Regions from separate parts of the Homo sapiens genome. Here regions 2 and 3 are each linked to region 1. A link is a contact called in ENCODE Hi-C or POLR2A ChIA-PET data. All regions are on one chromosome and are shown on one strand. Each heading gives the region's core, a stretch centred on a gene start or an enhancer-like site at or near the end of the contact. The rest is flanking DNA. Distances are from core to core; before and after follow the strand shown.

Region 1 (4,570 bases), core at 1,509-4,008:
TCCAAAACTATGGACAAGACCAACAGCAGTAAAGTTCAGCTTTTTATTGAACATGTTATAAAAGAGGTTTAGTCAAAAAGACCAAAGCCCATGTCATCATCAGACTCCTCGGATTCTTCTTTCTTTGCTTCCACTTTCTTCTCCTCAGCTAGAAAAAAAAAGTCAATCAGGTGTTAGGATTTCCATACTTCATATACTTGTGAAAAATTAATGGCAATTTTGTCTATAATACTATTTTTTAAAAAATCTCTACACTCCTCCCAATACTAAAAACTCCATGTTTCCTACCTGGAGCAGCAGCAGTGGAGGGGGCAGGACCTCCTGCTGGTGCAGCACCAGCTGCTGGAGCAGGTCCACCGGCCCCTACATTGCAGATGAGGCTCCCAATGTTGACGTTGGCCAGGGCCTGCAATACATGTGCATGCATAGGTAAACGCCCAGTTCTGTCCTTGTTAAGCACTCACGCAGCCAAAAACGAAAAGTATCCCCCATTCCAGGTTACAGTGATCAACCCCTAACACTATATACAGTGAGTTCCACATCCATGGATTCAACAGTGGAAAAATAAGCATGTGTACCAAACATGTAGACTTCTAAAGTATACAGGAGGATGTGCATAGGTTATATGCAAATACATTTATATAAGAGATGGAACATCCTGGGATTTTGTTATTAGTGGAAGGTCCTGGAACCAATACCCCAGACACTGGCTTTTCTTTGCTAACAGCCAAGACTTAGGTTACAGGGCAACGCACTACTGTTCAGCTTTGAATCTGATAATTACATTCCTATATGTTAAGAACCTCCTGAGGCAGCTGATTTCCCTCCTTTTACAAATAATATGTTGGTAAAAAAAAAATCCAAACTTCCTGAAACACTCAAATGAATATTCTTTCCACAGTTCCATGTCTCCTCTTAACAGTGAATTCAAATTTTCAGTCTACTAAACAAATATAGGACTTCAAAAGGGGCTTGTTAAATATGACATAGGTACAATGTTTTCAATCTTTCAAAACTCTTTAGAGGTCACAACCCTGGAGTTAGATGCTATTAGCTTCACTTGACAGAGATTAAGTAACCTGTACAATGGAAAATAGCCAGTGCAAGCTCCATGACCAGGAACCTCTTTATTAGTCTTTTATATCCCAACACACAGTACCTACTGTGTCAATGAAGTCCGCTAAACCCAAATGTCCATCAAACCATAGGTTTAATGCAAGAATTTACTGAAAGAATTTGCTTGCGGGCCGGGAGCGGTGGCTCAAGCCTGTAATCTCAGCACTTTGGGAGGCAGAGGCGGGGGGATCACGAGGTCAGGAGATCGAGACCATCCTGGCTAACATGGTGAAACCCCGTCACTACTAAACACACACACAAAAATTAGCCAGGCATGGTGGCGCACGCCTGTAGTCCCAGCTGCTCGGGAGGCTGAGGCAGGATAATGGCGTGAACCCGGGAGGCGGAGCTTGCAGTGAGCTGAGATCGCACCACTGCACTCCAGCCTGGGTGACTCCGTCTCAAGAAAAAAAAAAGAAAAAGAAAAAGAATTTGCTTGCAACTTAACATGCGTAGTACCTATCTCCCGAGTGACCCTTTTTGGGAATAAATGACCTGATTCACATTTTTTTTAACCATGGTTTCAGAGCAAAAGGGAAACCAGAGTCTGATAAGGAAACGTAAGACTTGACAAGCTGAAATCTTATTAGCTCCTAGAGATATACATGCAACGAAAAACACCTAGGAGATCCAGCGGCATGTGGGGCGTTATGGCACCGCTGGGGGTACTTTAGCATGTACAACTGCCCTCGTAAATCAGCAGGCCTTACCACAATCACTTTGCCACCATCACCTTACCTTTGCAAACAAGCCAGGCCAAAAAGGCTCAACATTTACACCGGCTGCTTTAATGAGGGCATTGATCTTATCCTCCTACAACAAATAAAAACGTCAATCCATCAAAACGTAGCGTATGTAATATCTCCAAAATGCTGCACGTCACTCAATAAGTGTACATAACATGTTTAACCAGCTCAAATATTCTATCACAAGCAAAAGAGATGTGTGCCAGGCGCCCTGCAATGAGGCGAGCCCATCACTGCTGTTTCACGGGCTGGGACTTGCCTGAGTCACGCGGCTATTTTTAAGTTACAAGACCTGGGAGGTGGAGCCGAGCTCGGGCGCCTTCCTCCACGACCGGGGGAATTCAAGGCAATTACACCGAAAGAGGTCCGAGTAAGTGTCCCTGAGAGAGACGAGGCACGGGTCAGGGTGCCCAAGCACTGCGGAAGAGCTTTTCTACACGAAGGCTCTTGGAGCCGGAGCGCCCAGCCTCAAGCGCACTCCATGCCCGCTGGGCCCGCACGTGGTCCCGGGGGCCCAGGACCTGCCCGGAGAGAGGCCCCAGCCCCGAGGAGCGCCCGCCCTATGCGGCCTGTGTTCGCGGCCTGGCCCCGGCCGGAAGTGCTCAGTCGAACGGCCTGGAGCCGGGAACCGCATGGAGAGCCGAAAGTCACCGCCCACAGGCAGCCCGGCCGCCGGCCCGCGCCCGCACTCACCGTGACTGTCACCTCATCGTCGTGCAGAATGAGGGCCGAGTAGATGCAGGCGAGCTCGGAGACAGAGGCCATGGCGCGGGCGAGTGTAGGGCTGGCGCTGCCGGACGCGGTGCTAGTCGCCGGATGAAGTGAGGGCCTCACCCCAACGCAGCCTTAGCTTCCTCGGAAGGACCGAGCACCTTGGCGGCAGCTGAGGAAAGGGGCTCTCGCGCCTATACGCAGCCTCTTATGTGTCCACGCGGACCAATCGGCGCCCGCACCGGGCGGAAGAGGCGGACCCAGGACCCACTGAAGGCGCCTGCGCACTGCGCCTGATTGGTTCTTACTGTTGAGAAAGTTTCTCAGCGCCTGCAAATACGGTCCCACTTTATTTGGGTAAATTATAGGACCTGAGAACGTTAAAAACACTTTTAGGTTAGGGTTGCCTAGGTATTCGGACTTCGCCTCCGTTGGTTCCATGAGTTGCTTGACTTGGCAGGAGCTCCGCTGTGGCCCTGGTGACATTGTTCGTAATCTCCTGGTTAGGTCGCGGCCTTCCCAGCCGGCGCTGACCCTGAGAGTAAGGGCTGCGTCCCAGCTTGGAGGCCCCTGCTTAGCGCAGGACCTTGGTTGAGATAGGTAGATGTAGGAGGATGAGAGAAACTAACAGCGTTATGCTAGCAGAAGCCGTAGAGCGCTTACTATGTCCCAGGCACTGAGCCACATTCTGCAAGGATTCACGTAATCCTCACACACCAGGAGTTGGATGTTATCTCCATCTTGCATATGGCAAAATTAAGTCTTAGAGCTGGTAAACTAGCCCAAGATTATGTAGTTACCGCGCAGTGGAGCGTGGATTTGGAATCTAGAAGCCTAACTTAGACCCGGTAGCTAACTCAAGATTGCATAGTTCCGCGCGGTGGAGCGTGGAGTTGGAATCCAGAAGCCTAACTTAGACCTGGTAACTAACCGAAGATTGCATAGTGCCGCGCGGTGAGCGTGGAGGTGGAATCCAGAAGTCTAACTTCACTGCCTAGTGCTTGGGGGAAGGAGGGATTATGGGTAAGCTGTCTACAACCCGTTATTTGTTATCTAAACCCAATTTAAATTCCTACCTTCAAAAATGGTCATCTTTGCATTCCTCGTGGAATTTGCTTAGTTTACCGGAAAGTTAGTTCTATGTATATATATCTTTTTTTTTGGTGGGGGGGGGGCACCTTCTTTGTTTAGTCCATCCCATTATTTAATAATCATCTCTGAAGAAACATTTCTGTTGGAATCCACCGATCTAGAGTCCCACTTGGGTCAATCTTAACTACAAACATAAATATTTTCACATCCGGAATTTTTTAAAAAAGCATTTATAAAGCTATCAAACTTTTAAAAAATAAAGCTGTTGAGTTTTCATCCAAATCTAAGCAGCCATTATAGTGGAATTTTGGTCAAGAAAGGTTAAAGCTATTAAAAAATCCAAACATTTCCAAAGCTACAATGAGTCAGTCCAAAATACTGTTTGTCCAGCAGTGTACATAAAAAACTGATCTGCCGGGTGCGGTGGCTCACGCCTGCAATCCCAACCCTTTGGGAGGCTGAGGCGGGTGGATAGCCTGAGGTCAGCAGTTCGAGACCAGCCTGGCCAACATAGTGAAACCTTGTCTCTATTAAAAATACAAAAAATTTAGCTGGGCGTGGTGGCGGGCACCTGTAATCCCAGCTACTAGGGCGGCTGAAGCAGGAGAATCGCTTGAACCCAGGAGGCGGAGGTTGCATTGCGCTGAGATTGTGCCATTGCACTCCGGCTTGGGCAACAAGAGCAAAACTCCCTCTCAAAAAAACAAAACTGATCTGGTTGACAAGTGGCACTTTGTGGTCATTGAGGAAATAATCTTCTTCTCCATCTATATATTATAGATAATACTTTTTACAGGGTATCAAACAGTAAGCACTAACCACAGCTATTCAAGAGAAGTAGTTAAGCAAAACATCAGTACTCATGCATTTCCTTTTGTGTTGATGAAGGACTTAGTGGATTCAAC
Region 2 (4,570 bases), core at 639-3,138, 4.1 Mb before region 1:
CTTTTCTTAGGCTGAAATTAAGCTAATGTGACATGATCTCAGATTCCATAACTACATCTTATATTTTGTAAATTAACAGTTTGGCCTGTTCAATATCCAGTATCTTCCCAAATATTGTTAAGCAGCCTGATTTATAATTGATAGGATTATTTTCTACTTTAAAAGAATTTTTTTTGAAAAGGAGAATTTGTACTGCCTCTCTTTATTCTTATTATTCTTGGACTTTCCAGATTATTCATAATATCTTAGATTTAATGGTTTATAACTCTGAAAACACTTGCTAATTCCTTGAGTCCACATACATGTGTCTGCTATTATCACTTTGTTCATTCCAGTTTGCTCTAAAGATAGGAAGGAATGAAGAATTCCCTTCTTTTTCATTCCCTTCTGCAGTTAACATTTCCGTTCTGGTTCTCATTTTATTTGGAAGGTTAAGGTTAGTTTTTTGTTGTTTCTTGAAGAACTTGGATTTTAAGTTAAGCTCATTTTGGATGTGAAGTTCTGCTTCCCAGCCTGTTGTGGAGCAGTGCTGCAGGCTGCTGCCCGTGGCCTGTTTAGCACTTATTTCTATGGAGACATATAATAATAGCTAACATTATTGAGTGCTTACTATGTGTCAGGTACTGTTTTAAGCTATGTTATCTCATATAATCCTCACAATAACCCTGTGAGGTAGCTGCTATTATTAGTCCCGTTTTACAGATTAGGGAGATGAAGCTCAGAGAGGTTAGGTCACTTGCTTACAGTCATACAGTTAGTGACAGAGCCTTATGTGAATCCAGACAACTGATTTTAGAGTTTGCTGCATTTGGTCACTAAACTATGTAGTTTCTCTTGGCATGAACTAGATTCCCCTATTTTTCCAAAGCAGAAGGCTGGCTGGTATAGATGCCTTTGGTCATTTTGAATGGTATAATTTCAGAATAAAGGGTGGACCCTGGTTTAGAAGCTAGTGATAGGGATGATCTTAATTTCCAAACTTTTGTCATATCTGCCTGATCAAGGTACCTGTGGAAGGAGCAGGTTTGAATTTGGAAAATGTTTTGTAATTGCTGCCATCTCTACCTAGAGATGAGACTAATCTGTGGTACCTCTTCCTGCTGCAGAGAATGAGGTTACCCCATTTCCTCTGCTCCCAGGACTTCAAGCCTGCCTTACCCTTGGTCAGTACACACAGAATGAGTGCATATAGACTTCTGACCTGCCTTTGGTGTTAAGGAATAGTGATGAATGATCTGTTTCCTGATTAACAGGAAGGATAGGCAGGCTCTACAGTAGTTTGTGTAGGCTCAAGTCTGTGACAGCCTCACAGCAGTTAAGGGTCCTTTAGACATTTGAAATACTCATAGTTCCTGTATTCACGTTTAGATGTCAGTGGGTCTTGCTCAGTCTTTATTTTGAGGTAGACGATTTGAATTTGTGTGTGTGTGAGAGAGACAGAGGAGAGAAACGCTCTTATGATCTTGGCTGTCATTTTCTCTTTATTGCGAGGAACGAAGGAGAGAACAGCATGAGCCAGCCACAGGGAATTAGAGGTAGAGGGGGTTTGAAGGGAACAGCTGTTTTTAAAAGAGGTGACAAAAGCAGGCAAGACTTAAAGGCCTGGCCTTGGCAGTAGTCAGTTGAGGGAGAGAGAAAGTTAGTCTGATTTCTTGTTCTGTGGGTTGCCCTGGAGGTAAATGTGAAAAATCATGATAGTCTCTCCTATATAGGGCTAGGCTAGCTTTTTTTACTTCCTTAGGGCATATATGAAAGCAGTTTTCCTGGGATTGGGCTCAACTTGCTCTTCTGTGTTTCCTTTTTCTTCTCACCCTCTGCTACATATCCACACATCCAGTTTTTCCTGCCAGCAAGCTCCTCCTTTTCTCCGGCTGCTAGTCCCAGCTGTCATCTTTGCCTCCCATCCCCCATCCCCAGTTATGCAATTTTACATTACGCTTCTCTTGGGTTTGCTGCCTCCATTTTTAATGCTCTGCCTGCTACCCCCTCCAGCATCAGCTTCTAGTCTCTTCCTCCCTCAAAGCCAGTAACCACTGTTCAGTTTCCCTCTTTATCACTGTTGCTCTGAATGCACTGATATTAATACTTTCCCAAAACTCTTGCAGATCTGGGCCCAGTCACTTAAGATAGTGGGTGGAGACGATGGTGGGGAAGAGGGTGGGGTAGGAGGTTGTCTTACAAAATTTAGGGTTTTTCCAAAATATTGGATGACCCTTGACCTAGAGAGCAAACAGATGCTTCTGTTGGCCTCCCAACTTTAGGCAGTGTGTGCTTTCTTGTTGAAGGTACATATTTGTTTGAAAGCCCTTAGTAATGAAAGGCAGGGCAGTGAGTCAGGCTCTGAACCTCCTGCTGCTGCTGCTGAGAGCCAGTTCTTTTCCTGAATTGAAGCTAATTTTGGATGGATAATAAGGTGGATGGTTGCTAATAACTTTCCCTTGCTAATTGTGATTTCACAGTACTTTGTAAAGAGGGTTCTTTTCTCTTTTCTCTTTTTCTTTTTCTTTTCTTTCTTTTCCATGCTGTTTGGAGGGGGAATAGATCTCTTTTCATGGTTTTTGATGAGTGTTCAGCTATCAAGGAATTCCTTAGTTTGTTTAGAGGCAGCACAGTTTATTGGAAAGAACCCTAGACTAAGCTAAGACCTGCATTCTAGTCCCAGCCCCACTCAGGATTAACTGCCTAAGTGATTTTGGGCAAGTCATAAACCTGTCTCCGCACCTGCCCTATGTATGAACCTTGTGGAACTGTGCGAATGAAATGAGATGTGATGTATGTGGAAGCTCTTTGCAAACTGCGGAGTTTTATAAAACTTTCAGGTGCTGCCCTTTATTAATTTGGCTCCTGACTACAGCATCAGAGAAATTTTTCCAGTGTCTTGTAAATTCCTTCCTTCTCTGAAGCCAGCCTTCTCCAGAGCAGGGCATTGGAATCATCAGAACTAGAGGCAGTCTTGCCTCAGAATCATCTTATCTTTTCACACTGTTCACCCTCCCCCCAGTTGCTTTAAGAACTCTTTGACCCAGTGCTTCTCTATCTCCATTCTCTAGTAAGATTATAATTTTATGGAGTTAGTGATCATAGTATGTTGCACAATTGGTCAAAGGTTCCTGGCTTTTTGTGGCCAGGAATTATTATTAATTAATTTATTAATTAAACTAAGTGGTGACAAAGCATATCTTTAACTTAAGTAACTACAAAAACCTTTTCAGGCCAGTGAGACACATTGACCACAGTTGTGGTAAGTGTTAAGAGACCATGCTTTCACTTTGGATTCCAGGCCAGACTCTTTGTTATTAGCTTGTGACCGTGGGCAAAATATTTAACTTTTTTGGACGTTAGTTTCCACATCTTTAAGAAAAATTATAATGGCACTTATCATAATGAATAAATGAATTTTGAATATGATAATGAATAAAGTGCTTAGCACATTGCCTAAACATATAATGCATACTTAGAAAATGTCACTGTTACTCTATATGTCTAATAATGGTAATAACAATAATGGCCTTCAAAGACCATTGTTGGCATTTTAAAGGGTTTTTTATCTTGTGTTTTAAAAGTTCATTTAAATATACATCCTATAATTTACTAATGCAAAGAACATTTTTGTCTTGGTCCCATTTTCCTTGATACAGGTAGAAAATTGAACTGACTCAGATCAGCATTCCTTACTCTTAGCAGGAAGTCTTGCCCAGGGTGGCATGATCTGGCTGAGTGACTCGCCCAGTTGTGTGCAGTGGGAATCATAGTCAGACTGTTTCTCAGCTACCTGTGACTTGTGTGTTATTAGGACTTGGGGTTACAGTGGAATTGGATGGATTCTTGGTGAAAGGATACTTTCAGGCATCTTTTTTACATTAGCATTGTCAACAGATTGATAAACAGGCTTAAGTCTAAGGCTGCTTTGAAGTACAATACAGAAGAAGGGAAAAAGTACAAAAGAAATCCACTAACAGTTCTAGGGCATAATCGAGTACATAATTACCGCATTTGAGAGGCTGTAACTCCCCAAGTTCACAGATAATGTGATAAGACCATTTGTGATTACCACTTATGGTCAAGAATATGATTAAAACAGAATAATACTTTTACTGCATTTCAGGGATTTACTGATATCCAGTTTTCTCTGGTGATTGAGCCAGTAGTAAAATAAATAAAACCAACTTCCTTTACTTCCCCTCCCTCCCTCCCTTCCTTTTCTTTCTTTCTTTCTTTCTTTTTTTTTTTTTGACGGAGTCTCGCTCTGTCGCCCAGGGCAGAGTACAGTGGCACGATCTTGGCTCACTGCAACCTCCGCCTCCTGGGTTCAAGTGATTCTTCTGTCTCAGCCTCCCGAGTACCTGGGACTACAGGTGAGCACCACCATGCCCAACTAATTTTTGTGTTTATAGTAGAGACGGGGTTTCACCATACTGGCCAGGCTGGTCTTGAACTCCTGACCTCATGATCCTCCCGCCTCAGCCTCCCAAAGTGCTGGAATTACAGGTGTGAACCATCACGCCCGGCCCTCCTTTACTTCTTTGTTTATATTAGCTGGCATTGACTTTGACAGGTGGGCAGGTGGTAG
Region 3 (4,570 bases), core at 1,265-3,764, 3.0 Mb before region 1:
ACAAACAGAACATACAGTATGGTTCCACTGTTATTAACGTGGAACCATATTAATGGCTATCCAAAGGTCTAGAAAAATAACTACAGTTCGCATTTTGTTGTACGTCTCTGGGTGGCAGGCTTGTTTTGTCTTTTTATTTTTTCTTACCTAATCAGATTTTTCTTACATGTGCATCTTCTACAGGCCGGGCACGGTGGCTGACGCCTGTAATCCAGCGCTTTGGGAGGCCGAGGCAGGCGGATCACAAGGTCAGGAGTTCGAAACCAGCCTGGCCAGCATGGTGAAACCCGTCTCTACTAAAAATACAAAAAATTAGCTGAGCATGGTGGAGCGCGCCTGTAGTACCAGCTACTTGGGAGGCCGAGGCAGGAGAATTGCATGAACCCGGCAGGCGGAGGTTGCAGTGAGCAGAGATTGCGCCATTGCACTCCAGCCTGGGCGACAAAGCAAGACTCCGTCTCAAACAAACAAAAAATTATCTTCTACAATCCTCAACTTCCTTCTTAGACTGTGTTCTCTAGATTAAAAATGAAGACTTCCACTATTTAGTAATGGCACTAGATATCAGAGATTTTTCTATTATGCAAAACACTGTATTGAAACAGTGCCTGAATAGATGCTTCAATTTTTAAAACTGTTACTTATAATACTATAAAAATCAGTTAATAATAGAAAGTCAACGAGTTGACAGTGACATACTTCTAATTTGTCAATGAATATTTAGCCAACCAATTTAAGTTAAACAAAAAAGAAATAATACTGATAAAAGAGGCAATAGTAACTTGCTGCTCATATATGTTTCCTTCCAGGTTTTCTAAAAATTGCACTGAATCAAGCTTCATTTTTATTCTTCAGCCATATCCCTGACTCCTCAGGAGAACTGAGGTTTTTTTTTTCCCCAAATGAAAACTTTTGAGTTTCTAAAGCTCAAAAATGCAAAATCTGACGCACATGGTTAAATGAGATGTGGTTATCAACTTACACCAAGCCTAACTTACCACAAAATAGAAAATATCAGAGAAAGGAGTTCACAAGCAGAAAACCTCTGCTTTCTAACTCACAATAGAGTCTTGTCCAATATTAGACAACACTGCGTTTTGTTGTTGTTTTAGCTACAAGGAAGGGTATGCAATATGCAGTAACTATTCCAACAGCTTCAAGCAAGTCATCTGCTACGACTAGAAAAAGTAGCAATTAGGTCCCAAACAGCAAAGACATAAAAAAGATGTAAGCAGAAGCCTCACCATCTGAAAAGAAGGCCCATCAGCACCTCTTCCGAGAAATACTTCCCTTCCCCCACCTTTAAGTAGGCACTTGAGACTGCCAAGATCCATTTCTTTATTAACTGGTGCCCACTTGGGGCAACTGTACACCAAGCTGCTCTTAGGCCTACTCTAATCCCTTCCAAAAGTGCTCAAATGAGGCTACGGCCGGGGTAAGTCCCGTCAGGGCCCAATTCTTCCTGACTCCTCTTCTCCACCCCACCTCCTCCGCCCCGCCCCAGTAGGCGATCGCCCGGCCAGAGAAAGGACACCCGGCCCAGGGACTGGCAGAAATTGCCCGCAAGAGAAGGCTTAGGCGACCGAAGGCCTCCGCCATAGCAGGACTTGGGAAGCACCGCCCCCAGCGCACCTCCCCACACCCGGCTAATCGGCGAACCTCTGCTTTCGACACCCTCTATCCCCAGCAGAGGCAGCGGAGAAGACAAGGCCGGGAGGCACCGGGCTAGGCTGCGCACCAGGCCCAGGCCTGTCCCTCGGGACCGCGCGTGCCGCCTGAATCCGCTCCCCCGTCGGGCCCGGTCCAGCTGGCGCGGCGGCCACCCTCACCTGGATGACCTCGTTGACCTCCCGGATACATTCCACCATGTGTTGTAGAATCTGCTCGGCCGTGAGCACCTCGTAGCGGTAATCCTCCTCCTGCTCATGCCCCGGCCCGCCACCACCACCGCCGCCGCCGCCGCCGCCGCCACCGCCGGGCCCCAGAGCGCTGCCGCCGCCACCGCCCGTCTCCCCGCACAGCAGTCCGTCCCGCTCCCCGCCGACGCCCAGCCCGGGCTCCACCAGCTCCACCTCGCCCAGATCCAGGGTATCATCGTCCGGCTCGTCGTCGTCTTCGTCCTCCTCCTCCTCGGCGCCGCTGTCCTCCTCACTGCACTCCTCGTCCTCGTCGAACTCGTAGTTGTAGCCCTCGTCCGAGTCCATGGCGCGACGCGCGGGGGCCCGGCGGACGCTGGCCGAGGCGGGGAGAGGGCGGGGACGCCGAGGCCCCGGCTCTCGCTCCGGCTCCGGCTGATGTCCGGACGCAGGCCTGGCTCCGGCCCCGCGAGCCGCGGCTCCTCCCCAGGAGCGGCGGTTGGCGTTTGACGGCTGGTGGCGGCGGGGAGGGCGCGGAGGAGGGAGGGAGGGAGCGAGGGGGCCGCTTGCTGCCCGCCTCAGTCAGACGCGGCTCCGCTCCGGCCTCCGAGAGAAAACAGTCCCCAACGCCACCTCCACGGCCGCTGCTATCGCTACTGAGCCAACAAAGGGGCGTGCGTCACCGCGTCGCGCTGCGTCGTCGCGTCACTCCTCTTTGCGTCACTGCGCCCCGCCCCACCGCCCCTGCGTGGAGCCCGGGGAGACCCCACGGCCCGGCCTTCCTGGGCCTGGGACCCGAGGGGAGCCGAGCGGGAATTGCTTTCCTGGTTCGATCCGCTGCCGCTGTGAGGGCCGAGCGGAAACCCGTAGACCTTTTATGTGAAGAGATTGCGGCCTCCTGGTCACCAGTCACCGAGAGAGGGACCCCTGGACCGCCTACGTGGTGGTGTCTGCCGCAGGCCATAGGGATCCAGCCCACTTAGGCAGTCCCTTGGGGACGCGGCCTTCCCTCCGGAGCGGAAAGGCGCTTCCCGCCCGCCCTGCGGTAATCCCGGAAGCCCTCAGCCGTTAAGCTAAAATTTCTGTTGCTTTGGCTACTGATGGAAACCTGTTGTAAGTGGAACCTCTAAACTGTATGACAGGTGAACCCACTTTAGGTAGCTGTGTGATTCTGTCCACTTGTACAGACGTGCAGTGGTTTTTAAGTCTCCTATAATGACGTCATTTTAAAGAGGCATTTCCTCCACCCCGCTGACAAGAGCGCCTCTTGAGGGCCCTAAACAATGTAAACAGCGATGATTTTCATGAATTGAGCACTGTGTAAGGGCTTTACATATATTCTGTCTCATCTTCACGGAGCCATAGTACCCATTTTATACCTGAGGAACCTGAAGCTCAGAAAGGAAAAGGGACCTGGCCAAGACCACATAACCCTTGCCCTATTTTAACCGCTGGATGCCCCAAAACATGAATCATAAAAATGCTTTGTAATGTAGATATATTATGTACTATGTAGTACATAAAAGACATGAATGCTTCAACAAAATACAGGCAATAATAGAAATATCTACAAGGGCCAAATGTAGCCAGAGAGATAATGCTTGAATCTCATCTGAAAGTGTGCTATGTGAGCTGAGTGTTGATGAATGGCTAGGAGTTCAACAGAGAAGGTAGGGAAGATGGTCTAGCCGCAGAGAACAAGCAAAAGCGCAGAAGGTGTCAAGTAAGTAATAGTTTGGGGAGCTTAAAGTGCATGGAGGGTACATGGCAAAATATTAGGCAAGTTAGTCAGGGGTCATGTCAGTTAAGAGCATTTTATGCCTAAGAGTGGGCTTAAATCTTTGCAAACAGGACATGCGAGCCAGAGAAGTGTTATGAAGGAAGAAGAGGCATAAGAAGGCTCCCTCTTGAGATAATCTGAAGAATTGGCCAGATTGAAAACCTTTTAAAATCAAAACCCCTGATTTGTTGATAAATCTTACTGTTCAACCTATAGGTTCCCTTTGGAAATTGATTTTGAAAAGTGAAAAATTCCATTATAATGTTAAAAAGCCTCTTCCAATTTGTCCATTTTGTAAGTTTTAAAATACCGATAATTATATTTCTTAACCTCAGGATTTACAAAGTAAAGCATTTAACCTCAATACTGGTAGTCTAGGTTTTTGTTGTTGTTGTTGTTGTTTGTTTTTTTCTTGAGACGGAGTCTCGCTCTGTTGCCCAGATTGGAGTACAGTGGTGATCTCAGCTCACTGCAGCCTCTGCCTCCCAGGTTCAAGCGATTCTCCTGTCTCAGCCTCCTGAGTAGCTGGGACTACAGGCGCATGCCACCACCCCAGGCTAATTTTTGTATTTTTAGTAGAGATGGGGTTTCACCATATTGGCCAGGCTGGTCTCGAATTCCTGACTTCAGGTGATCCACCTGCCTCGGCCTCCCAAAGTGCTGTGATAACAGGCATAAGCCACAGCGCCCAGCCAGGTCTAGGTTCTTTGATTCAGTGTTTCTATTTAGCAATTCTAGATTGCTGCCACAACTAAGGCAAGCCATGGACACAAGGAACACTTCTGTCCACCCCGTCTCCATTGTGATATTACCTACAGAAAAATTCAGTAACACTCGTCAGTACCCTAAACTCCTTTGCCTCACCTTTCTTTTCATTGTACCCCTATCTTGAATGAACCCTACCATCCATAGTCTCCACTTTGATAAATGGAGC

Evidence for each region. Hi-C counts contacts between places; a loop is a spot of excess contacts on that map. ChIA-PET counts read pairs that join two places held with the same protein, here RNA polymerase II (POLR2A). Pooled maps may share reads with other maps.
Region 2: a loop to region 1 is called in a pooled map, with 2.0 times the contacts of the local background. The contact joins the enhancer-like site here to the promoter of RPLP1 in region 1. A Hi-C loop is called at or near these places in 2 of 50 pooled maps. POLR2A ChIA-PET finds 5 or more read pairs at or near these places in 2 of 52 experiments (GM10248 and GM12878).
Region 3: a loop to region 1 is called in a map of CD4-positive, alpha-beta memory T cell, with 15 times the contacts of the local background. The contact joins the promoter of ARIH1 here to the promoter of RPLP1 in region 1. A Hi-C loop is called at or near these places in 1 of 168 maps with a recorded cell type or tissue (CD4-positive, alpha-beta memory T cell) and 10 of 50 pooled maps. POLR2A ChIA-PET finds 5 or more read pairs at or near these places in 2 of 52 experiments (activated B cell and activated CD4-positive, alpha-beta T cell).

Annotation. Positions count from the first base shown.
Region 1 is chr15:69,451,006-69,455,575 of GRCh38, reverse strand. It overlaps RPLP1 (ribosomal protein lateral stalk subunit P1), which reads right to left and starts at 2,758. Exons shown (of 4, transcript NM_001003.3): 1 at 2,556-2,758; 2 at 1,855-1,929; 3 at 289-406; 4 at 1-148. The coding sequence starts at 2,627. The coding sequence ends at 69. RefSeq lists enhancers at 2,213-2,322, 2,473-2,722, 3,003-3,052 and a silencer at 2,403-2,452.
Region 2 is chr15:73,599,274-73,603,843 of GRCh38, reverse strand. The region is part of intron 1 of NPTN (neuroplastin); the gene reads left to right. Among named protein-coding and RNA genes, the nearest start is that of NPTN, 32 kb to the left of the region's middle. Within about 2 kb of position 1,888, at least 21 of the 41 ENCODE cell types and tissues checked have a DNase peak (open chromatin) inside an H3K27ac peak, as active enhancers do.
Region 3 is chr15:72,472,274-72,476,843 of GRCh38, reverse strand. It overlaps ARIH1 (ariadne RBR E3 ubiquitin protein ligase 1), which reads right to left and starts at 2,514. Exons shown (of 14, transcript NM_005744.5): 1 at 1,830-2,514. The coding sequence starts at 2,204. TMEM202-AS1 (TMEM202 antisense RNA 1) reads left to right here and starts at 2,605. Exons shown (of 4, transcript NR_135678.1): 1 at 2,605-2,969. RefSeq lists enhancers at 1,391-1,600, 3,051-3,150 and silencers at 2,151-2,380, 2,423-2,619, 2,471-2,810.